Linked DNA regions of Homo sapiens: region 2 is linked to region 1. The links are chromatin loops, found by intact Hi-C in ENCODE. Cell type or tissue: Calu3. All regions are shown on one strand. Each heading gives the region's core, and the rest is flanking DNA. Links, peaks and the distances in the headings are about the cores only. Region 1 has its middle 44 kb from the start of MAGEB17-AS1. Region 2 has its middle 76 kb from the start of AP1S2.

The links. Hi-C counts contacts between places; a loop is a spot of excess contacts. Peaks named below come from ENCODE experiments on the same cell type or tissue, not always from the same donor. Only the 100,000 strongest peaks of a DNase experiment are listed, where the experiment ranks them.
Region 2: it touches region 1 in a loop (20-fold over the local background); 10 of 110 quality-filtered maps call a loop at or near these places.

The regions. Positions count from the first base shown.
Region 1 is chrX:16,205,984-16,218,703 of GRCh38, forward strand. No RefSeq gene overlaps it. Among named protein-coding and RNA genes, the nearest start is that of MAGEB17-AS1, 44 kb to the left of the region's middle. RefSeq lists an enhancer at 9,528-10,348. In Calu3, for the core only: no CTCF peak of the experiment used is centred there; a DNase peak (open chromatin) is centred at 6,628.
Region 2 is chrX:15,924,197-15,936,916 of GRCh38, forward strand. No RefSeq gene overlaps it. Among named protein-coding and RNA genes, the nearest start is that of AP1S2, 76 kb to the left of the region's middle. In Calu3, for the core only: CTCF peaks have their summits at 6,150 and 6,554 (motif pointing right); no DNase peak of the experiment used is centred there.

The DNA of each region.
Region 1 (12,720 bases), core at 2,292-10,291:
GCCAATTTCTGTTGGAAATATATCAAGGATTGAAATTTCGTAAGACAGGCAAATAATCGCTTTTATAATACTGCCAAACCGTTTTCCAAAGTGGTTTTGTCAATTTGCATTCCCACCAGCAGTGTATGAGAGTTCCAGTTGCACTAAATCCTTGCCAACATTTGTTATGTTCTGTCTTTTAAAATTTTTAGCCAATGTGATGTGCATATAGTAGTCTATGATTATTTTAATATGAAAGTAATGACTCTCCCCCAACCTTTGAATGAAATTGAACCCTCCGGCAACATGCCACATTTATACTCTTCATTTCTGTATTTCCTGACATGACATCCTGTATGTGTCTTTCTCCCTGTGTGAGACTGAAGCATGTTGAGTGGCAAGCATAAGTTTTGGGGTCCAGCAGAGTTTTCAAACTCTGTCACTCATGCTGTGACACCAAGGTCAACTTACTTCAACTGTTTTATCCTGAATTCCTGTCATCTAAAAATGTAACAAAAATACATTGTTTGCAAGATTGTCAAAGGAGTTCAAGTGAGATAATGTAGATAAAACACCTGGTCTGTAATAGTTGCACAATCAATGTCTTTCTTTTTTTCCATTTGGAGAGAATGAGAAACTCAATGGACTTCAGATAAATCCCCAGTTGTTCTCTGGAGCACCTTGATTCTAAGGAAATAGTACAATTTTTTGTTTCCAACATACCTTCTTCAGGAATGAGCTCCTGGCTTCTGCCTCTCCATTTTGGCACTTGTTATCTCAAAACACTCTGATACAATTGGCCCTTGAACAACATGGTAGTTAGGGATCTCAACCCCTATGCAGCTGAAGATCCACGTATAAATTTGACTCCCAAAACGTAACTGCTAATGAACAATTTGCAATTGCAAAATCCTGGAACCAACCCAAATGCCCATCAATCAATGAGTGGATAAAGAAACTGTGGTATATTTATATGATGGAATGCTACTCAGCCATAAAAAGGAAGGAAATAATGGTATTTGCAGTGACCTGGATGAGATTGGAGACTATTATTCTAAGTGAAGTAACTCAGGAATGGAAAACCAAACATCACATGTTCTCACTGATATGTGGGAGCTAAGCTATGAGGATGCAAAGGCATAAGAATGATACAATGGACTTTGGGGACTTGGGGGGAAGAGTGGGAAAGGGGGCAAGAGATAAAAGACTAAAAATATGGTACAGTGTATACTGCTCTGGTGGTGGGTGCACCAAAATCTCACAAATCACTACTAAAGAACTTACTCATGTAACCAAACACTACCTGTATGCCAATAACTTATGGAAAAATTTTAAAAAGTAAAAAAAAACATACTTAACTGCTAGTGGCCTACTATTGACTGGAAGCCTTACTGATAACATAAGCAGTATTAACATGTATTTTGTATGTTATACATATTAGATGCTGTATTCTTACAATAAAATAAGCTAGAGAAAAGAAAATATTATTAATAAAATCATAAGAAAGAGAAAATATGCATTATTTACTATTCATTAAGTGGAAGTGGAGCATCATAAATGTCTTTGTCCTCATGTTAACATGTCTTCATGTTAAGTGGCTGAGGAGGAGGAGAAAAAGGAGCGGTTGGTCTTGCGTCTCAGGAGTGACAGAGGTGGAAGAGGTGGAGAAGGTGAAAGGGGAGGCAGGAGAGGCAGGGCACACTGGTAACTTCTATTGAAAAAATCTTCTTATAAGTGGATTCATGCAGTTCAAACCTGTGTTGTTCAAGGATCAATTGTATTTGAACACTGCAGTACCAATGATGCTTCACAGTGCATTTGTGCATGGTCCAAAGTGGAGGCAAAACTGGAAAAGTGCCAGCAAGCTGTTCCTTACAGCCTCTGATGGCCTTATAACCTCTGTCTGGCTTCTTATCCTCTAAGACTTTGCCCTCCACACTTTATCTGATTTACAGCTGCTTGACAACAACCAAACTAAAAGGTTAACTCCATAACCGTACTTGGCCTCCTGAGTCTTCACAGGTATTTTAAAAAATCATCATAGGTAATTATCCATCCTCTAAATAGAAAATCAAGATAATTCATGTTCATGCCTCTCATCATCTTTCAGCAGACATTCAGATACCAGGTAAAAGTGGTCAATTTTGAGTTGTATGTGTCAAAGTAAATTGACAGTCTACTTAAGGGCTGGCTTTCTTCTCTGATAGATATTGCTATTCTCTGCTACTGAGAATTCACCCCGGGTAGATTTTGTAATCATTATTGTTTCTTTTCTTCTTTTTTCTTCAGCAATTCTTCTATTCACTGAGTACATTCTATGTAATAGACATTGTGTGAGGTATTTGACAGTTAGAAGATCTGGACTTTTCCAGGCTTTGCCACTAATTAACACTGAATCTAAGATGTCATCAATTATAAGATGTACCATTATTTATGTAACACTAAGAAACAAAAAGTACTTAAGTTATAATACTTCTTAATTACTTATAAATTTTATTGTATAGCTTTTAAAAGAAGTTTTTTAGACTTATTTAAGCACAGATTTTAATCATATTTCACTATTATGCATATATCTAAAAGGGAAATATGAATGGAATAAACTGATTTAATTCCTAAGGATTTTTCAAATTTATTGTCTAACTCTTTTGAATCATTTTTCGTTACAAAATTTCCATGTCCATGTTTTGGTTTTACGTCTGTGTCATACCATAGAGTACATATGATCTTGTCCTCTATGTTTTCGAGAGCTCTGGTAACACAGCATTTCTTAAGATGGTGCTCCACTATTGTTCCTGCAATTTCCTTGCAAGCTGCTGACACTCATTCTGCAAGTGCTGATATTGGCACATTCTTGCCTGATGAGGTGTAGGTAAAGCTTTTGGATGAACACGAATGGCAAAATCCAGCAGAGTTTCATCTACCTGTGGATATCTTCCTTTCCTAGATAACCATAAAGCAGTTGCTTGTTGCATTGAAAGAAAATGTAAAATTGTCATCATTCCTTCCATGACAGATATTTGTTTCATTAATATCAAATTTACACCCTGCTGCTCTGTTTCTCCGCTTCTCTGTATTCACATTATCTTAATGTTTTAATACCAAATCATGGAATAATCCATTAAAGATACTTCAAGTGCTAGTTAAATTTAAACTTAAATACCAGTTATATTTATTACTACATTGCTATGTGAACAAATAACACTACATATAAGTCTATTGAAATGGTAATATGAACACTGTGTGGTCAAGCTGGTGCCCATCCATGTGATAACTACGTGACAGTGCCCACCTGGCTGCCAATGATAGTAAGACACCACCAGCCATTAGAAACATCTTGATTTCAGAATGTTAATATAGGGAAGTGGGAATATATCTTGGAATTGATGAAATATGTAGATTTTAAATAAAGTCAAGAATGTGTTTAGATTTGTTCACTTAAGCATCAGTTCCAATGTTTCCCCTTTTCTCTATGTGGGATCATTAGTAGTTGCAAAGTGAGCTTGAGAAGGAAATCCAGGGATTCTACCCACACTTTTGCATAATTTAAATAAAAATACTCAGTGTGATTGTGTTTCTTTCTGCTGATGTTAAGAACACAGCCTATGTAAAGCAGCAAGGTTTTAAGTCTAGTTCAGTCCCAGACATGGTTTAGGGAGCTTGATTTGAAGACAGACATCTCATTTCAGGACTCTTTTTTTCCTGGTTCTCTTCGTCTATTACAAAAGCACATCAAGGAAGCCTTTCTCTCAGAGAAAATCTGAATATTCACTAATAACACCTGAAATGGGGCCAGGCGCGGTGGCTCACGCCTGTAATCCCAGCACTTTGGGAGGCCCAGGTGGGTAGATCACGAGGTCAGGAGATCGAGACCATCCTGCCTGACACGGTGAAACTCTGTCTCTACTAAAAAGTACAAAAAAAAATTAGCCGGGCGTGGTGGCGGGCGCCTGTAGTCCCAGCTACTCAGGAGGCTGAGGCAGGAGAATGGCGTGAACCTGGGAGGTGGAGCTTGCAGTGAGCCGAGATCGCGCCACTGCACTCCAGCCTGGGCAACAGTGCAAGACTCCGTCTCAAAATAAATAAATAAATAAATAACACCTGAAATGACTCAAAATGATTCTCTTTCTAGGATTATGTGCATTTTAATAGGGAACTCTGAAAGATAGAAAGAAGCCTTCAGAACCCAGAAGAGTTAGTCTCCCAAAGAGGATATGTGTGGGGTGATATTTTGGTTGAGAGAGATTTCCTAGTGCACCTCCTTTTTCTGCCTACTCGTGAAGATGGCTCAGCTTCCTAACAGACATGTGGGTGTAAGCCACAGATTTCCTCAGTGAATTGTCTCACCAGGGCCAGTCCCTGGGACTGGAGATTTGCTGAAAAGCTTCTTATTTTGAGATTAAAAAGAATGAAAGATATTTTTTGGAAGGCCAAGAATATCACGATCATGCCAGATATCCAAATTTCCCTAGCATTACTTTCTCATCTTTCAAATAATACGGTTAGATAGAGTAATCTCTAACATCCCTCCCTGCTCTCCCATTTTATCATTCTGTGTCATGATCCAGTGAAAAGAAAACTGGGAGAGAAGAGAGGATGACTGATTCCTGGTCCCAAATATGCCATCACTTAGTTATTTAACCTAGTACAGGTCACTTAGCCTCTCTAAACCTCAATGGCAAAAGGAGAAAGTTGAAGAAAACTTTGTCTAAAATTCTATCAAGGTCTACATTCTGTCCAAAGCTTCCACTTGTAAGGGATCATGTCATTTCTACTCTTTGGAAACCCTCATTCAGAGATACATATCAAATGTTATTTTAGCTCAGAAAAAGAGAACTTAGAAAGAGAGTAAACAAAATCAAATGGAAACCAATTTTGGATTCTTTAGATGAGTATTACAGTAAAGAAAGGGGAAACTTTAAAAGTATAAAATATAGAGAGGTTGTGGACCTAAAAGAATATCAACATAATGTACTATTTTATTTTGAAAGCCCTTTAATGAACATCCTTGGAAGGAAAATAAATAACTATGCCATTGAGAAAGGTAGAGTTTACAGTGTGTTTAATCAGAAAAGCCTGCTACGAAAAGCTAAATCAAAACCCCTGCATGACAGAGTGTTGATGACTTGCAAGGAGTGGCTACTGTTAGTAGCAGCAGCACCATGAAGTCCAAAGTGACAACAGATAAAGTGTAGCTCATTTGGAGTATGGGGTTTTGGGGCAGAACATAGAGATGATAAGCTCCATAAACATAGCTCTGGTCAATAAATTAGGGGGAAGCTCTACTATATGCATCATGAAAACCAGTGAAAAGCTCTCGAGTATATTGTTAGCAATGGAAAACATTTGTGGCCAAACCAACAATCATATTTAGGATACGATGCCAGAATTTCTGCCAGGCATCTTTGAAAGGGAATGTCTTTTTAAATAACATAATTTCAATTGACTGAAGAATGTGTTAATTCCTGCTGATGGTTCTTTGTGGTGTAATGAAAGTAATATCAGCATAATAATTAAGAAAGGACAGAATTCTTCACTGGTAGTCAATTATATGTGAGGGTGTGATGTTGTGCTGTGACCTCAAACAGGAGAAAAAGATTAGAACATAAAATTAACGTATGATAGTTGCAACCCTACAAGTAGGGGCCATGTTTGGATTATCTGTTTTCTCTCTTCACCCATAAATTCACCCTTTGAGCAATAAATAGCCAGCTCACATACAAGGCAATCTTCTGATTAGTTTTCACCTTGTTCCCCCAAAGCCACATAAAAAAGGTACCACTTTAGATGATGAAGCCAGACCTAATGGCCTAGCTGCATCATATAAAGGTTCCACACTGAATGAGCTGTGTGGATTCCAAAAGCTTAAAAAGCAATTCCTGGGTTTGAGTTTTCCATTAAAAGAGTTTTTTTTTTTTTTCTTTAAAAGAGCCAATTTGAAATCTACTAAGATTCTTCATGATGTTATTCCTGTTCTGCTGTGTACCTGAAGTGGTGACTCAATTTGTAGCCCATTAGACAACATGTGGGCTAAACCTTCAGAAAAATCAGAAAATGGACCCAGAGTCTGTATAACAATTCAATTAAAACTATATATTGATCTCATCTTATAATCTAGGCACTGGCACAAGGGATATGGAGGAAAATCGATGTATTAGTTATTTTTTTCTGTATGACAAATAGCTTCAAATATCTCAAGAACTTGCTGCAATGAATATTTGTTTGATACTCATGAGTCATAAGTTGGCTGTCATTTCAACGATCTCAGCCAGCCTAGGCCTAACACTACCTATGGTTCATGTCTGCTCCACATTGTAGAACTCAATCTGAAGATGCAGTGGCTCTTTGGGCCATGCTGTTTTCATGGATGGTAGGAGCTCAAAAGAGCTGGTGGAAACTTGCAATACATGTCAGTCATGAATTTATTGCCTCTCAACTCCAAATTCACCCTTCAGTACCTGCTCTGCAACAATAGCCTAGACTCTTAAATCATTTGTCCTTTATAGTAAACATGTCCTTTACAGTCAGCTTTGTCAGTAGAGGGACATTACAGGAGGAAGGGGCCTTCTTTTCCTGGTTCCATTGTGCTGATTTTTGCTTTTTCTTGCTTCTGCTGCATGGTGCATGTGTATAGGGACATCTAGTGGTGCTCTGTCCCAGCTATGTGCTGAGAGTGTACCAAAACTCAGTAATCCCACAGCCTGGCCCAGATCCAGTGATCTCCATGACATGGCCCTCCTAAGGTGGACACTGGTGAACTCCAGGCCTCATGCTGGCAGTGATACCCCAGCTCTCTCTGCACACCCACCCAAGTGCCTTGGCTCACTGGTGCCCCAGTGATTAGTTTCTACAGCCCTCCCACAAAGGCACCATGTATCAAGGGCTGTGTACCACCCTGCCAGTGAGTGGACTGCAGATACCCTGACTCCCTCTATGCCCCAGCCTATCAGCCTCTGTGGCTGTGTGACTGTGGCCCAGCTCTGGTCAGGGCAACCCAGCAAACTTCTTCATTATCCAGTAGGCTGTGGCCACATCCTCTGCAATGAGGTCTAAACGCATCCTTGGGGAACAGGCCCTCTTCTAAGTTTTTCCTCCTTGATTCCTCTCTCTTCCTCCCCACTCCTCTTTGTCTCTCTCTCTAAGTTATCCCTTAGAGTTACTTTTATGTCTTTATATTAAACTTCTGCACCACAAACCTTACCCTGTTTACCATGCTTTTCCTGGCCACCTCCTCGTTACTGGCCTCCCAACACGCTTCTTTCTTGATTTCAGTTAAAGATGATATTTAAGTCTGAAATCAAAGCCATCTCTTAAAGAGTTACTCATTTCCCTTGAGTATCTCCCATGTATACATGAGGTATACATGCTATTAAACTTCTGTTGGATTTTCTCTTGTTAATCTGTCTTTTGTTAAAGACATCCATCTCAATTAAGAACTCAGAAGGATAGAGGAGAAAATTATTTTTTCCTCCCCTCCACAAACATATGAGAAGTGAACCTCCAGCATTAGATTTTCAAAAATGAATAAGACATTATCATATGCCTCAAAGAGCTTCAAGTCTCATAGAGAAAACCTGCATATAAATGCATAATTTATAGGCCCAAAATTATAAAGTGAAACGCTGGACGTGTAAGTATAGAGTTAACAACAACAAAAAAGTATCAAGAAAATTGTGGAGGGAGGAACATCTGATCTGATCACGAGTCAAGAAGACCCATGGTGAATAGCAAGGTTGTGCGCAGAGTTAGACTTAAGGGGGAAGGGATGAAAGAGGCAGAAGGAATACAAACCATAGGAAGGCCAGAAAGAGTCATATCATGAGCTGACATTTGTATAGCATTTCCCACATTTCAAATTATAATCACACCCCACTATCCTATTTGATTTTTAATGAACTCATTGAAGTTAAACTATAGTGCCAATGCACAGAAATGTTTCCCAGCTGATGGGAAACATCTTGAAATGAATCCAAGCTTAGATTATTTCTGCTCAATGTAGAGCAAGAGTTGAAAACTGTTTTTATGTGAGAAAAAGACTATATATTAGCCCCAAGTGGGAATTGAGAAGAAAAATGTTCTATCCATTCAAATTGTTTCTAAACATAAATCAAATGTGACATTGGCCCCTGAGATATTATGAGCAGCATGGTATCATCCTTGTTTCTAACCAGAGAAATGTTATTGTTTTAAAATTCTGCCAAAATTCCCCAGGGAGCAATATTTCCTTCGTTTGTGCTTTTATTTCTCCCTCTCTGGAAGAAGCTACAATAACATTGTCTTACAGTCTTGTTTCCACATACACACGTGCATATATTCTCCTCATTCTCCAAAAATGGAACCCATATTTCAAGGGTCAGTCAAGGCCCACTCCTCTGCTTCATTTCATCCTTTTTCAGAACTCCCACTTCTCATACCCTGCTCCCATAGCTGGCTGTGAACCATAAAAAATTTTTTTCTGGGCCCCACTTGAATTTCACAATCTCTGGGGCTGGGTCTGCATGTTAGTTTCCCATATGATTTTAATGTGGCCCAGCATCCATCAGCTGGGAACCATCAATTAATAAACATCACATGATTAATACTGTACTTAATTGTCTGATTTATATGTTACTGTATGTTCTATATCAGTGCTTCTCAACCTTTAAAGTCCATATGAATCAGGGAAACATCTTGTTAAAATGCATATTCTGGGTCAGCAGATCTGGGATGGGGCCTTAGATTCTGCATTTCTTTTTCTTTTCTTTTTTTTTTTTTTTGAGACAGGGTCTCACTTTCTTGCCTAGACTAGAGTGCAGTGGTGCGATCTCAGCTCACTGCAACCTCCACTTCCCAGGCTCAAGCCATTCTCCTGTCTCAGCCTCCCAAGTCGCTGGAATTACAGGCGTGCAACACCATGCCTGGCTAATTTTTGTATTTTTAGTAGAGACGGGGTTTCACCATGTTGGCCAGGCTGGTCTCGAACTCCTGACCTCAAATGATTCACCTGCCTTGGCTTCCTAAAGTGCTGGGATTACAGGCGTGAGCCACCACGCCCGGCCTAATTTTAATTCTTATAACAACCTTAGGAGATAGTATGATTATTTGAGGAAACTAGAGAGGTTAGAAAAGTTACACAAGGTCATACAGCTACTAGCTGGCAGAACTGGGTCTAGAACCCAGATCTAGGAGGAAGAAGGAGGAGAGTAAATACCACTCTCCCAGCACTCTTTCCATTGATTTACCTTCTAGTTCTCTTATCCTACCATAAATCATTTCACCAAAGAGTTATTTCTCCCTTTCATGTATTCCCTGCCCCTGTCCTATTCTTAGATATACTTAAAAGAGAGCCAAGAGTCCCCAACACTGAGAATCACCTTAGCTCATCCCATACTCCAGCCTTCTTTTTTATCTTTTAGTGCAGCCAGCCCCACCCTGCAGTTTAGGCTGCTCTCATAGAGATGGCATAAGGATAATTTTGATTTGATAAGACAGATTAAAGGATAATGTTCAAAAAAGGTAAAATCATCACTCTTATGCAAGTATAAAATGATTACATCACATATTTTTATTTAACCCATCAATTAACAGGGACCTGGAAAAGACGTTACAACCAGTTCATAGAAGAAGGCAAAGAACCATAAATGTATGTACAGTTGTTGAAATAAGTTTGCAAAAAAGTGGTCTAACCATTGGGCAGTAATGAATTGCATTTCACTAGACACAGCTAATTTGCATTTCTATGTAATGTAATAAGTATTTACATTGCCATCAGTTTTCCACCAGTTAACATCTATCTCTTCAGAGTCATATAATAGCCTAGACAAAGGCAAAGGCGCACACCCTTGTGGCAAGAGATAATCCCCAGAGGTTCCAGCATTTCATTAAAAAAATACTCAGTAGTTTCTTTTGTCCTATAGGAACCAAGAAAGGAAACATCCTCTTTGCCCTCTAAAGGTTCAACTGAATAGCAACTGACAAAAGGCAGATTAACAGGAGAAAAGGCATGCAAATTTATTAACCTGTATGGGAGAGAATCACAGAGTGATTACTCCACCCCCCAATGGGATATAGAACCTTATATACCCTTTTTCTGTAGAGGAGGGAGGAGATGGGAAATGTAGACAATTATTTTGAGGGACAATAAGAGATTATTAGGAAGAATGAATGAACCAGAGATAAATTAACTTATATGTGAATCTCTTTGGAATTTTAATGAACCCAAGAGGCAGGTATTATCTCATGGAAAAGTTCATCCAGGTGTGGCTGCATTCTTCCGTCTTCTTTTCTGCAATAGATAAGGTAACTGGGAGGGGATAGAAGACAGTTGTGTTTCTTTTGATAATAAATTTTCTTGGTCAGATAAGGAACTTCCAGAGAGAGTTCTTCCCTACACTGGGTGGGAGAGGAACAAGGTTAGAGGGACCTTGATTCTGAGGCTTATTTCTGAGGCCTTTCAATTTTCAAAAGCATTTAGCATGCCCGAGTGCCATGTCTTAGTCCATTTGTGTTGCTATAAAGGAAAACCTGAGGCTGAGTAATTTATAAAGACAAGAAGTTTATTTGGCTCATGGTTCTCCTGGCTGAAAGATTGGGCATCTGGTGAAAGCCTCAGACTGCTTTCACTCAAGGCAGAAGGCAAACGGGAGCCAGTGTGTGCAGAGATCACATAGTGAGTGAGGAAGCAAAAAGACACGGGGAGGGAGGGGTGCCTCACTCTTTTTAACAAGTTCTTGCAGGAACTAATAGAGTGAAAACTCACTCATTACTGTGAGGGTGGCGCCCAGACATTCATGACAGATATGCCACCATGACCCAGTAATCTCTCATTAGGTTCAACTTCCAACATTGGGAATCAAATTTTAACATGAGATTTTTGTAGGGTCTGTGAAATAAAATATTTCAAACTTAAAATAATTCATACTTAAAGCTGTTAGTGTCACACGCATCTGTGTGAAGAGACCACCAAACAGCCTTTGTGTTAGCAACAAGGCTGTTTATTTCACCTGGGTGCAGGCAGGCTGAGTCCGAAAAAGGAGTCAGCAAAGGGTGGTGGGATTATCACTGGTTCTTATAGGTTTGGGATAGGCGTACAAAGTACATTCTCAAGGGCGGGGAGAATATTACAAAGTACCTTCTTAAGGGCAGGGGAGAATATATGTATCAGGGTGGGGCAGGAACAAATCACAATGGTGGAATGTCATCAGTTAAGGCTATTTTCAGTGATTTTGTGGATCTTCCGTTGCTTCAGGCCATCTGGATGTATACATGCAGGTCACAGGGGATATGATGGCTGAGCTTGGGCTCAGAGGCCTGACATTCCTGTCTTCTTATATTAATAAGAAAAACAAAACAATACAGTGGTGAAGTGCTGGGACAGCGAACATTTTTTGGGGTGGTATGGAGAGATAACGGACGATGTTTCTCAGGGCTGCTTCGAGCGAGATTAGGGTCAGCGTGGGAACCTAGAGTGGGAGAGATTAAACTGAAGAAAGATTTTGGGGTAAGGGGTGATATTGTGGGGTTGTTAGAAGGAGCATTTGTCGTATAGAATGATTGGTGATGGCCTGGATGTGGTTTTTATATGAATTGAGAAACTAAACAGAAGACACAAGGTCCAAATAAAAGAAGGAGAAAAATAGGTATTAAAGGACTAAGAATTGGGAGTACCCAGGACATCCAATTAGAGAGTGTCCAAGGGGGTTCAACGTAATTATTTGCTTGGTTGGAGAGTTTTTGGGCTCTATCCTTGAGTTTTTTTTAATGTTGACATATACCAGGCCAGATTGATTTAGGTAAAAACAACACTCTTCATTTAAAAATATACAGAGTCCTCCTTTTTCAGCAGTGAGTAAATCGAGGCCTCGGTGATTTTGGAGGAAAGAGAAATGCAAAGCCAGCAATTGTTTGTTAAAGAAGGATTAGAAATGGCTAGGAGAGAGTGAGTGAGATTGATAGTGTGGTGGAGATAGCTGGGGAAAGGTAGAGGGTGGCATAAGAACGGGAACGAGAATAAGAGTGAGTATAAAAGTAAAGAATAGGACTTCATCAGGGTGAAAGTGTTGGAGTGTGTCCTGTCAGCAAAGATCATCTATCCACTCCAAGAGGGAGTCAAGAGTGGCGGATTGGGGATAGATTTTCACAATGGAAAGGAAATGAGAAGTTTTAAGAGGCAGGCTAATGGCTTGTAACCTACATGGAAGAGGTTATGAATACAACAGGCCTGTGAGGCTGGAAGGAGATACAAATTTTTTTGGTTTAAGAACCATCTGCCTTGAGTGGAGAGGGAGTGATAGGTGGAAACTTCAGTGGGAGAGTAAATAGGAGTGACCAATGAGAAGGAGAAAAACTGGCCATGAGGGACAGAAGTTGGAAAGCTAGCTGCTTCTTTAGCGACCTTATCAGCATAAGTGTTGCCCTGAGCAATGGGATCTGATGGCTTTTCATGGCCCTTGCAGTGAATGACTCCAGCTTCCTTTGGAAGTAAAGCAGCTTTAAGCAGAGTTTTTATTAAGGAGGCATTAATGATGGGGGACTCTTATGTAGTGAGGAAATTTCTTTCTGCCCATATAACAGCATGGTGGTACTGGATATGGAAGGCATATTTAGAATCAGTATAAATATTGACAAGTAGTCCCTTTGCAAGAGTGAGGGCCTGAGTTAAGGCAATGAGTTTGGCTTGCTGAGAGGTAGTGGAGGGGGGCAGGGCAGTAGCCTCAATGATAAATGTGGAAGATACTATAGCATAGCCTGCCTTTGCTGGTGAGT
Region 2 (12,720 bases), core at 1,993-9,992, 280 kb before region 1:
CCCTTATCAAATATGTGGCTTGCTAATATTTTCTCCTATTCCATAGGTTGCCTTTTCATTTTCATGATTATTTCTTTGCTGTGAAGAACCTTTTTAGTTTGATATAGTCCCAACTTGTTTATTTTTGCTTTTGTTTCCTGTGCTTTTTGTGTCATATCCAAAAAATTGCTGCCAAGATCAGTGTCAAGGAGCTTTTTATCCATGTTTTCTTCTAGAAGCTTTATGGTTTTAGGTCTTGCATTTAAGTCTTTAATCATTTTGAGTTGATTTTTGTGTATGGTATAAGATGAGGGTCCAATCTTATTCTTTTGCATGTGGGTATCCAGTTTTCCCAGCACCACTGATTGAAGAGACTATTTTCCCCCATTGTGTATTCTCGGCACTTTTGTCCAAGATTAGTTGACCATATATCCGTGAGTTTATTTCTGGGCTTTCTATTCTTTTCCACTGGTCTATGCCCGTACCACACTGGGCTTTTCTTTGCTTTTGATTACTGATTCAATCTCCTTACTCACAATCTGTTTTTGACATGATTTACTGAATATTTTAAACCCACTGTTGAGACTTACTGCTCAGAAAAAAAAAATCCTTTCAAAATATTACTTCCCATTTACAATGTACCTGATCACCCAAAAGTTCTGATAGAGATGCACAGCTCTGATAGAGATGTTGTTTTCATGCCTGCTAATACAACATCCATTCTGCAGCCCATGGATCAAGGAGTCATTTTGACTTTCAAGCCTTATTATTTAAGAAATACATTTCATAAGGCTATAGCTGCCATAGATAGTGAGTCCTCCGATGGATCTGGGCAAAGTCAATTGAAAATCTTCTGGAAAGGATTCATCATTCTAGATGCCATTAAGAACATTTGTGATTCATGGGAGAAGGTCAAAATATCAACATTAACAGGAATTGGAAGAAGTTGATTCCAATCCTTATAGATGACTTTGAGGGTTCAAGATTTCAGTGGAAGAAGTATTTGCAGATGTGGTAAAAATATCAAAAAAAACAAAACAACAACAACAACAAAAAGCTAGAATTAGAAGTGGAGTCTGAAGATATGACTGAATTGCTACAATCTCATGACAAAGCTTGAATGAGGAGTTGCTTCTTATGGATTAGCAAAGCAAGTGGTTTCTTGAGATAGAATCTACTCCTGGTGAAGGCACTGTGTGCATTGTTGAAATGACAATAAAAGATATAGAATATTCCATATTCTTAGATGATAAGGCAGTGGCAGGGTTTGAGAGGATTGACTCCAGTTGTGAAAGAAGTTCTACTGTGGGTAAAATGCTATCAAACAGCATCACAGGCTACAGAGAAATATTTTGTGAAAGGAAGAGTCAATCAATATGGCAAAGTTCATTGTTGTCTTATTTTAAGAAATTATCACAGCCATCTCTACCTTCAGCAACCACCATCCTGATCAGTCAGCAGCCATCAATGTGGAGGCAAGACCTTCCACCAGCAAAAATATTATAACTCGCTGGAGGCTCAGATGATTGCATTTTTAGCAATAAAGTATTTTATATTAAGGTATGTACTTATTTTTAGACATAATGCCATTGTACACTTAATAGACTATAGTATAGTATGAATGTAACTTTTATATGCACTGGAAAACCAAAACATTCCTGTGACTTGCTTTATTGTGATATTTGCTTTATTACAGTGGTCTGAAATCAAACCCTCAATATCTCTGAGGTATGCTTGTATTTCTTTCCTTCTGCTGACTTTGGGCTTAGTTTGTTCTTTTTTATTTATTTATTTATTTTTTAAAAAACATTCCTTGAGGTGATCTTTTTCTTCTTATTTTGGAAATCTTTCTTTTTTCTTTTTCTTTCTTTCTTTTTTTTTTTTTGAGTTGGAGTCTCGCTCTGTCACCCAGGCTGGAGTGCAGTGGCACAATCTCGGCTCACTGCAAGCTCCACTTCCCGGGTTCACGCCATTTTCCTGCCTCAGCCTCCCGAGTAGCTGGGACTACAGGCACCCACCACCACGCCTGGCTAATTTTTTTTTGTATTTTTAGTAGAGACGGGGTTTCACTCTGTTAGCCAGGATGGTCTCGATCTCCTGACCTCGTGATCTGCCCATCTCGGCCTCCCAAAGTGCTGGGATTGCAGGCATGAGCCACCGTGCCTGGTGTTTTTTTTTGTTTTTTGTTTTCTTTTTTCTTATGTAGATGTTGATCACTATAAACTTAGAACTGTTTTTGCTGCATCCCATAAATTTGTATGTTGTATTTCCATTTTTGTTTGTGTCAAGATATTTTTTGATTTGCCTTCTGATTTCTTCTCTGACCCATTGGTTGTTCGGGAATGTGTTGTTTAATTTCTCCTTATTTGCAAATTTTTCAGTTTTCTTCCAGCCATTGATTTCTAGTTTCATACCATTGTGGTTGAAAAGATATTTGACATGATTTTGACCTTTTTAAACTTATTGAGACTTCTTTTGTGGCCCAATATATAATCTCTTCTGGAGAATATTCCATGTGTGCTGGAGAAGATTGTGTATTCTGCTGCTGTTGGATAGGATGTTCTGTCTATGTCTGTCAGGTCCATTTGGTCTATAGTGTTGTTCAAGTCTGCCGTTTCTTTATTGATTTTCTGTCTGGATGATCTATCCAATGCAGAGTGGTGCTGAAGTCACCTGGGAGTAAAGTTGTGATGCTAAAGGGCTAATGGATAAGGTGAATGTGGCTAATGCTAAGGCTTGTCTCTCAACCTTGATTCTCATGGAGGGGACATGAAGAAGGGAACAGGACATCACAAAGACCTTTTAAAAATGGAATTAGGTTAACCTAAAGCTTTTCTGCTGATAGCTTGCTGATATTCATGGGAAGAAGGAAGGAGACTGGCTGAATGGGAGCAGAAAAGGAGGAAGGCTTAATCTCAAAGCCCAGACCACTGTGAAAGAAGGGAGGTTTGAGTGGAGGGGCCCTGAGCAACCTGAAGGGAAACTACAGGATAGTACACCCTACATGAAGAAGGGAAGGCCCGGCAGACAAACCTTGTCTACATGCCCTTTCTGTAGGGGGTATATGAATAGAGTTATGGTATCCTTCCAAAAAGGTCACAGAGGTTTCAAGGTGAAGAGTAATAGCATTCATTCATTCATTCAGCAAACATACAGTGACTGCCTTTATTATGTCAGGCACTCTTCTAGGTTCTTGAGATACAGGAGGGAAGAAAGCAGACAGAGATTCCTGCCCACCTGGAGGTTATATTCTGGTGGGGAAAGACAGACAATAAACAGAAGACACAATATAATGTGTTAAGAAGTGAAACTAGGCTGGGACATGGTAGTGTGCATGTCTGTAGTCCCAGCTATTCAGGAGGCTGAGCTGGGAGGATCGCTTGAACCCAGGAGTTCAAGGCCAGCAGCCTAGGCAATCTAGCAAAAGCTTGTCTTCTTGTCTCCAAAAAAAAAAAAAAAAAAAAAAACAGTGATACTAGCAGTAGAAAAACAAAACCAAACAAAACCATGCAACAGGATAAGGGGCACTGGATGTGGGAGGAAAAGGGGAGCCATTGGAGAATTTTGAGCAGAGAAAGCAACATAATCTTAGGTCATAGAAGGGTCTATGCCTCTTGCTGCTAGTGTGTATGTGTGGCAGGGACAGGTGTAGGCGGGAAGACATGCTGGGGGGCTATTATAGTTATTCAGGCAGGAGGTAAGGTGCTTGCACCAGGACGGTACCAGTGAAGTGGTGAAAGTTCAGATTCTGGATATATTTTGAAGATAAAGCTATCAGGGTTTCTTGATGATTGGATATGGGGTGACAGAAGACGAGAGGACTTGAGAAAGTGTCAAGATTTTTTGCCTGAGCAATTGGAAGCCAGGTGTTATCATTCCCTGAGATAGGGTAGACTGCTGATAGAGAAGGTTAGGGGGAAAAAGATTTGGGAATGTTAATTTGAGATGTCTGTTGCATGGAATTGTTGAAAGTAAGAGCCTGGAGTCTGGAGAGAAGTCTGAGCTGGATATATAATTGGGAGGGAGTTAAGAGCATGTAGGTAGAATTTAAAGCTTTGAGACAGAATGAGATCATTCAGGGTGTGACAGAGAAGAAGAGACAGCCAGCATTGATTCCAGGGAACGAAGAGGAACCATCCAAAGAGCACTGAGAAGATCCAACCAGTGAGATGGGAAAACCAATAGAGGGTAGGGTTCTGGAAACCGAGTGAAGACCATGTAGCAGGGAGAAGAGTTTATGGGTTGTGCCAAATGCTGCTGTTTGCTCACGGGAAGAGGAGATTTGGCCATAGATTCAGCAATGTAAAGATCACTAGTGCACTGTAGAGAGTGGGGTCAGTGGAATGAGGGGGTCAAGGGCATAAGTGAAGTGGATGTAAGGGAGAATGAGAGGAGAGGAATTGAAAATGGCAAGAATAGAGAACTATTTTGAGGAAAGACTTACCTTCCTAGAAAGCTATTTGGCAATACATTTAGAATAAATAAAGAAATAATTTTTATTTATTAAATGCAAATTATTAACATGGGAAAATTAAATACTATAATTTTTAATCAATATTCTTTAAACAGGATTTTCCCTGACACAGTAGTTCTAAGAAGTTGTTGTTGTTGTTGTTTTGAGACAGGGTCTCACTTTCTCGTCCAGGCTGGGGTGCAGTGGTGCCATCATGGCTCACTGCAGCCTTGACCTCCTGGGCTCAAGCGATCCTCCCACCTTGGCCTCCCAAAGTGTTGGGATTACAGGTGTGAGACCCCACATCCAGCCTGTTGTTGTTTTTAAGAAAAAAATCAGAGATTTGCATCAAAGTCTATATCTTTTGACACAAGGATGCACATCATGGCATCATTTATGATATGAAAAAAAATGGAGACAACCTGAATGTCCAATAGGAGTGAGGTTAAAATTAATCATGGTACTTCCAGTTTATAAAATAAGCCATTAAAATATTTTTTTTCAAAAACTATTGGTGAAATAGGTTAATGGTTACTAGGGATTTTAAGTGAAAAATAAAACAGGCTATAAAACTAAGTAACAAGGTTATCTTAATTACATGGACAATGTTGACAAAGAAATAATGTATGTGCCAGCTGTGTTTCTCCAGGCTTTTCCATTCTGCTTATACAAATAGAGTTAGAAGAACAAAACCAATGCACATACCATTGGCTATTCTTCCCACCCATGTCTGGGACGTCAGGTCACTGTAAAGGGCCTCTTGAGAGATTCCAGGAGTTCCTCAGGAACTGTCATTCCTGCTGGGTGCTGTCATATTCACTGTGCATTTTAAACAACTGGACCTGTAAGGTCCTGGAGCAGCAGGGTGGTCTGTGGTAGAGGGAGGTCTTTGGTCTCCTCTTGCTCTTGCGTTGCTCTGAGTTTGAGGGTGCTGAGCAGAGCTCTTTATTTGCAGAGTCCTACACAGTTTCAGGTTTTACAGTCCCCTGCTCTCAGTTGGGGGCTGAGCCAGGGGAAGAATCTGAGTGGTGGAGCCTGGGCCCTGGAACAAGACTATTCTGACCCTGCCAGTTACCGTCTGCCTGGACTTGGGCAAGTTATTTCCCCCACCCTTGCTGCCTTCATTTCCTCATCTAAAAATGGGAATAAATTGTTCCAGTTATCTGTTGCTGTGTAACAGACCACCACCTCGTGGCTTAAAACATTAATTTTGCTCATAAATCTGCCATTTGGGCCAGGGTCAGTGGGGACAGTTTGTCTTTGCTCTGCTTCACGTCAGCTGGGGTGGCTGGAAGGCTGGGGCTTGAATCATTCAAAGGCCCACTCACTCAGTTAACTGGCGGTTGATTCTGGGTGTCGGCTGGGATCTGAGCTGGGACAGTGACTGGATCTCCCACTCATGCCTTTCCATGTGGCTTGAGCTTCCTCAGAGCACGGTGGCTGGGTTTCCAAGGCAAGAGAGCTGGGTGAAAGCTGCATGCCAGGACCACCTGGGGGCTTTTAAAAAATGTCTGGCTTCCAACCCCAGAAATTCTGACTTCATTGGTCTGGGATGGATGCAGATATTGCTCCCCAGGTGGTTTTGTGTGGCCAACATTAAGAACCACTGCTCTCATGGAGAGCACATGAAACAGATTTGGCCTCCCAGCCGACTACTACAAGCAGTGAATTTTATTCATCATCTTTTGGGCTCAAGAGGTTCCAGTCATGTGATGTGATGTTCAAAGTGCTGCCAAAGAAATAAGATCAGGGAAATGCTCAAAACAGTAGGATAAATAAGTACAATTACTAGAGCTCCACAGCTACCCTCTGGCTGCTTCAGATTGATAAGTGGATGAACCTGGAGCCTGTGTATTTTGCCAGGGATATTCTGGCAAAGTGGAAAGGCTGAGCTGAAGAACTAGACTGAGACTCCTAGGTGGCCTGTACTTGAGGTGGCAGTTTGATGAGTCAGGTGCCAAGTAGAGTTTTCCCTGTCATTCCTGCAAATTGATTAATCTCTACATCTGAGAAAACCTCTGTGTTATTATTTTATCAATAGCTAAAAGGAGCAGATGAAGATGAATTTTAGCCAGGGCACATCCGAGGGGCTCTTAGTAGATACCACAAGGAATTAAGATCCTGTTACGTTTTAACCTGACACAAGATGTCACCATTGCTCCTGTGCTTTTAGCAATAACAGTATGAAGTCAAACAGCTGTAAGCGTTTGACTCCCCAGTTATACAAGTTGTTTGTTTTTCCACCTCACAGGGAGAAGAGTGAATAACGCTGTCAATGAGGCTTGTTAATCTGTAGCCCATTCCATCCATTCAAGTTAAAGTATTTATTGCATAAACACGTATTTGATTTTTCCCCCTTGTTCCAGCTATGGATCAAGATTAACATCTCTTTGTGAACACTTCACGTGGAGACTTTGGTGAAGGTGACTAAAACAAGATAAGCTGAAATTTTTACAGGATAACTGGAAAATTGCATATTGTGTTTTTGTTTGGCTTCACCGCTGCTGACAATGTTGAAATGATCTCCAGGTACCATGCTTAGTTTGGTGCCACAGTGGAAAAAAGGCATGGACATTAGTCCAGGTTACCAATGGTTAAAAAGCAGAGTGGGTAAAAACTCTTTGGAGGCCTAAAACATCATTGGCAATGTTGCCAAGATGGAGAAAACTGCGCTTACAGAATTTTTTTCACACACAGCACTGCACATGGTTGGAAGGAATACTTTGCAAAGTTGGTTGGAGGTGAGGAAGGCGTGAACTCAAAGTACAGCTGAGTGAAGTGTGGGATTTTAGGGTGGTGTTGCTTTACTGGGAACGTTAAGAGAGGCTGGGAGTACCAAGCACCCTTAGACTCTGTTGTTCCCCTACACTACCCCTACTCTTCTCTCTAGAAACACTGAACATCATCTACAGAATATCTGTTTGAGGAAGTTCCAAATTATTACTCTGCTGTGTGTGTGTGTGTTTTTCTTCTGTCACCCAGGCTGGAGTGCAGTGGCATGGTCATAGCTCACTGCAGCTTCCACCTCCCGGGCTCAATAGATTCCCCCACCTCAGCTTCCTGAGTAGCTGGGACTAAAGGCACATGCCACCACACCCAGCTAATTTTTGTATTTTTTGTAGAGACAGGGTTTTGCCATGCTGCCCAGGCTGGTCTCAAACTTCTGGGCTCAAGTGATACATCTGCCTCATCCTCTCAAACTGCTGGAATTACAGGCGTGCACTGTGGCTGGCTGTTGTATTTTTTTTTCTTTCTTTTTTTTCACCAAAGTATTAATATCAATTGACTGAAGCCTGTGGAATTACAGTGATAAATTTCTTTGTTTTCCAATTTTTCTATAATGAGTATATAACTAGAAAAAAACCCTTCAAAACCATATGATTCCAGAGATTTATAGTAAAGAGAGATGTTGCATGTTATTAGTTAAAAATATATTATTGTCATCTACTTCCTAGTCAACCCAGATTAAGATGTATCTAAAGCTCTGAATCAATCAGGGTCCTGGGAGGAGGTACATGACACATTCAAATTAGGTGGTTTGAAGAGAATTTAATAAAAGGACTGTTTCCAAAGGTGCGGGCAGAGTGTAGGGAAACTGTAAGGGAGAATGCAGTACCTGAGGGTAGAACAGTGGAGCTGTTACCACCATTAAGTCTGGAGAACAAGAGGAGAGAGAGCTTTGTGGACCACCCAATGGGTGTCGTAATCTGCATTGGAGAATTGTAGACAGCCTATGCTGCCAACACATGGAGGGAGCTGGCACATTAATGACCTGATCTAAATCAATCTTCTCTCTCACTCCAATCCCACCTATTAGCCAATTCAAGTAGGAGTATTAATGCCGTCCATAGGATTCGACTTCCCAGGACACTGAACAGAGAGGAGCTGGGGAAAGAGTAAATCTGAGAAGGAAATGGAAGATGTACAGCAATGCTTTTTTTTTTTTAGAAGCGCTACATTTTATTCAACTCTTACTTGAGTCAGAGATAAAATTGACCCCCATTACACATTCTTTTTGTAAGTAAGTAGGAATATAGTTTAAAGATATAGTTAAGGATATAGTTAAGGAGGCTGGTGGATACTCCAGAGCGGGGCCATGAGGTGTTGTGGTTCAAATAGTTCAAATTCCCACTCTGTTACTTACAGGCTAGGTGACCTTGAAAACATATTTAATTTACTTGAGGCTTTGTTTCTTTATCTGCAACTGGAGATAATAATACACATTCGATGGATTTATTTTGAGGATTAAATGTATATAATGTGTTTAACACACACCTCACACTTAGCAAGGGCTCAATAAATACATTTGTTAGTAAAGACTCAATATAAGCTTAGTTTAGTGGAAACAGTGCATACATAAATGGGGCTTGTCAATTGGTGGATCTCATTGTAAGGCGATTAAGAGGGCACCTGGATGTTCTTTGGGGATCCCCATATGTTAGTATCTTAGGTGTTTTCTCAGGGATCATTCTCTTATCTGGACAGTAAATGAGTGGCTGTTGATGTTCTCAGAGCCAAGTTGGGGAAGGAGCTGGGAGGATATCACTATTTGGGATGTAATAACTTCGAGTAAATTCCTCCATTTTCAGTTTAGCACCCCTGCCCTCAGCTACGGCTTTTGTTTTTAAAGCTTTCTGCCACTCAACCTTCAGAGGTACCTGGTGACTCCAATTCCTGAGCATCCCTGAGATCTTGCAGCCTGAACTGGCTTTTTCTTGCCACTGCTACCTGACTCCGAATCCTTGCAGAAACTTAGGTTTTAGCTTTCTTCTAAATCAGCTGCCACTTAGCCATCTGCTTCCCAGCTTTCAAAGTTTTATGGCCATTTCTCATTTGCTGCCATCTACTCTCTCATTCTTTTTGACCTTATGGCCTTCCTTTAAAAAAAATCCTCTTTCCTGCTACAATTAACCCAAGATCTTCTAATCCTCATTTTGTTTTGTATCTAAAACTGAATGGGTGCTCAGGAGAAACTACAAGTAGCTTAAGGTTATTCAGCTTCTCAGGGTCACTTTTCCCCAAGCACTCACCTGCCAGATATCTTAGGAAGCCCCATTTCCACCTTATAAACTTACTTTTCTTTGCTGTGTTGATTCTTCCTGAGACATTTGGCCCATTAAACCCAGTGCATTACATATTCCCCCATTTCACTTTAGAGTCCAGTTTTTTTTTTCTTTTATTTCTGAGAAGACTGGAGGTGTGCACATGATTAGGATTGAAATGAATGAATTTATACTCTATTTATAGAAATTTGGTGACATGTCTCCCAAGGTATAAATAGAACAATGGGTGTTGACAAGATTTTCTGTAACCGTGGATACCCTGCAATTATTCTTGAATCATACTCATTGTTTATCTGTATCTGAAATTTAACAAACAGGGCTCTTGCTACTAACTCAGAATTTTTCCAATGAAAACATGTCTCCCATAATTATTCTCTTCTCATGAGTCAGGCTGCATCTTTCAAGTTTAAATTCAGCTAATACATTTCAGTGGGTTGAATCAATCATTGTTCTTGGATAATGACTGAAAATTCATGATAAAAATAATAACAATGGTGATAACAATGATGACAGTGTTGTAATAAAAGCAAAATATTCCAACAGAGTAGTTTGAAAAGCACCTGGCACTAGATCATCTACAATGACATCTGCAATCCTTCCAGTTCATCCACTTGGATGCAACACTTGGGAGAATATCTGCAGAATGCATTGGTCCACCTAGCTTTACATGCTTCAGGATTGTTTTCAGTTTTTGTATTCCACAAAAGCTCTCTCCAGAGTAAGTAACACTATGTAACCAGTTCAGTGAATATTCCATTTGATATACTTAAACTGGTTGACCATTCAGCAATTCACTTTGTTTTACACTCCATTTCCTCATTTGTAATATAGTATGCCATAGACATTTCAAGTATAACTTAAAATTGTTTTTAAGCTTCTGAGTTTGTAGCAAAGCATATATTTTTCTTGGATGTTTTCTTTCTTCTGGGGTTCTGGCATTCTCTGAGTTAGCCATACTCCATTTATAATGATCCACTTTATTATAGCTAAAACCTGTCATATCATTACATCTCAAATAACCAAAATACATCTCTGAAAAATATTCTAGAAAGTTTTTCTGATGCCAGGAGCAGATTTGAATTATTCTTATTGTTCTAATACATGTTAAAGCAACTTGTTTTTATCCAGCTCTCTCTCTTCTTTTTATTAATCACATAGTTTTATAGAATATATGCATAATATTTAATATAAGTCAATATTCTAATAAAAATGAAGTCTTCAAAATGCTTAGGTTTCATTAAAAAATTAGTGTAAAACTACAGCCTTGGGGAGGTATTCCCTAAACTCCCTTCTGGATGCAGAATTACATTGGATTTGATTTCCATATGGTTTTATGGTTTCCCTGGAGAAAGTCAAATGCTTTGGGAACTGTGACAACAATGCAAGGAGTGAAGGGGAAGTTACCTCATTTCAAGGAATAGAAGGGAACAGTATTCACTGAGGAGGATTTCCATTGGGAATAGGGAGTGTTGGACCAATAGTTAAAGTACTTATGGGAAAAGGAAGTATAAAAATTAAATCTGGCACCACAAACTCTCTTGAAAACCAACCTCTAGGTTGGGATGGAACTCCGGGCATCTGTAAACGAGGGCATGTCTCTTGTCCTGTCCCACTTGGGAGTTCATATCTAGTTCTGACTAACACCTGCCATGAAGAAGCATTGCTCGGGTGAATGCTCCTATAATTCCTTGTACAACGTAGCATTGGCTTTCTTTGATAATCTTACCCCTAAAACATTTGCCTTTTCCATCAAAGAATAAAAGATAATGTTTCTGATCTTGGGTATTCTGTGTTCTGTATTAAAAAAATATCACTCTGGAAGATATCTAGCTTTAAATCATAGGCTAATGTGAAATTCATAAGAATTTTGTTATGATAGAAAAATATTAAATTGGACATAAACATTTAGAATAGCTACTTTATTCTCACTGGTATTCTCATGGCAGAAGATATACATTTTTATTCCTCCAAGGAAAATATGTAGTAACTTTACCCCAGAAGCCAGTCTCCATTCTAATTGTATTAGGCGTACTCTATCTGTAGCATTGTCATTCCATCAGACAATTTGCAATAAATTTTAATGATACATGCAAATACACCAATCTAATAGTCCATTATAAAAGATATGACTGACTGTTATCACTTTTTTCCAGCAATTTCTATGATTTCTCACGTCCTGCTGGTAAACAGTTCCAGAAGGCAGGGAACGCAATGTTTTCTTGTTCTTTGTTTTTTAACAGCAAGGCATATCAGAGTGAAAAGGGAAGACTAAAAAAAAAGTAGTATTGCTCTTTTCTTGTATCTGCATTAAAATTTTTATAGACTTTCATAACCTGGCATAATTCTGAGTTTTGATTTAAAAACCACCCACAAGTAGTTATGTGTAGATGTTTTTCTTGTTTCCCTTGCTTTGGCATTCTTTTTGATCCATTCCTCAGTGGTGCTATCTCTATACACCAAGTGCAGGAAAACATAGGGGAGTAGATAAAAACTAGGTAAAAAAAAATTTGAATGGGGTTTCTTCTTCTAAGAAATTCTAAGAAATCAATGGCTTCCCCCCCTTCCCTTCTGCCTCTATGCTATTGAGTCATCTTCCAACTGAGAAATCTTAGCTCTTTCTTGCTAGATATGGCTTGTGGTGCATAAATAACACTGTAGTTTGCGAGTCACTTATGATATCAAATTATAAGTTCCTGGGCAGGGTCCATGTCTCATTCATCTGTGCAGTCTCCAGACCTGGCCCAGTGTAGAACTCCGATTGAGCTCAATTTCTCAAATTGAATTCAATGAGCCAAACCAAAATTGCCCAAACTCTTATCACTACCTTTATCTCTTAATACCTGTTTTAACATATGGCAGGCCGGATGGCTCTATTGGCAGGAAGTAACAGATATCCACTCAAAGACATATGCACTGGGTGGAGGCTGGAGAACACATACAACAATCACCAAATTTCATACTGGTTCTGGTGTATCACACAGAAAGATCACACAGGGAAAAGTTCGGGATTGTATTGGTTAGGTCATAATAATAAAGGTAGTTTGGAAAGCACCTAACACTAGCTATACCACCTATTTATGGTCCTTTCAGTTCACCTAATTGAATGCAGCATTTGGGAAAATATCTGTGGAAAGCATTGATCCACATAACTACAGCAAAACAAGGGCTGTGTCATGTCTGCTTCCCTCTCCTCTGTCCAAAAACTGGCTCTTTTAGTAGTTCCAT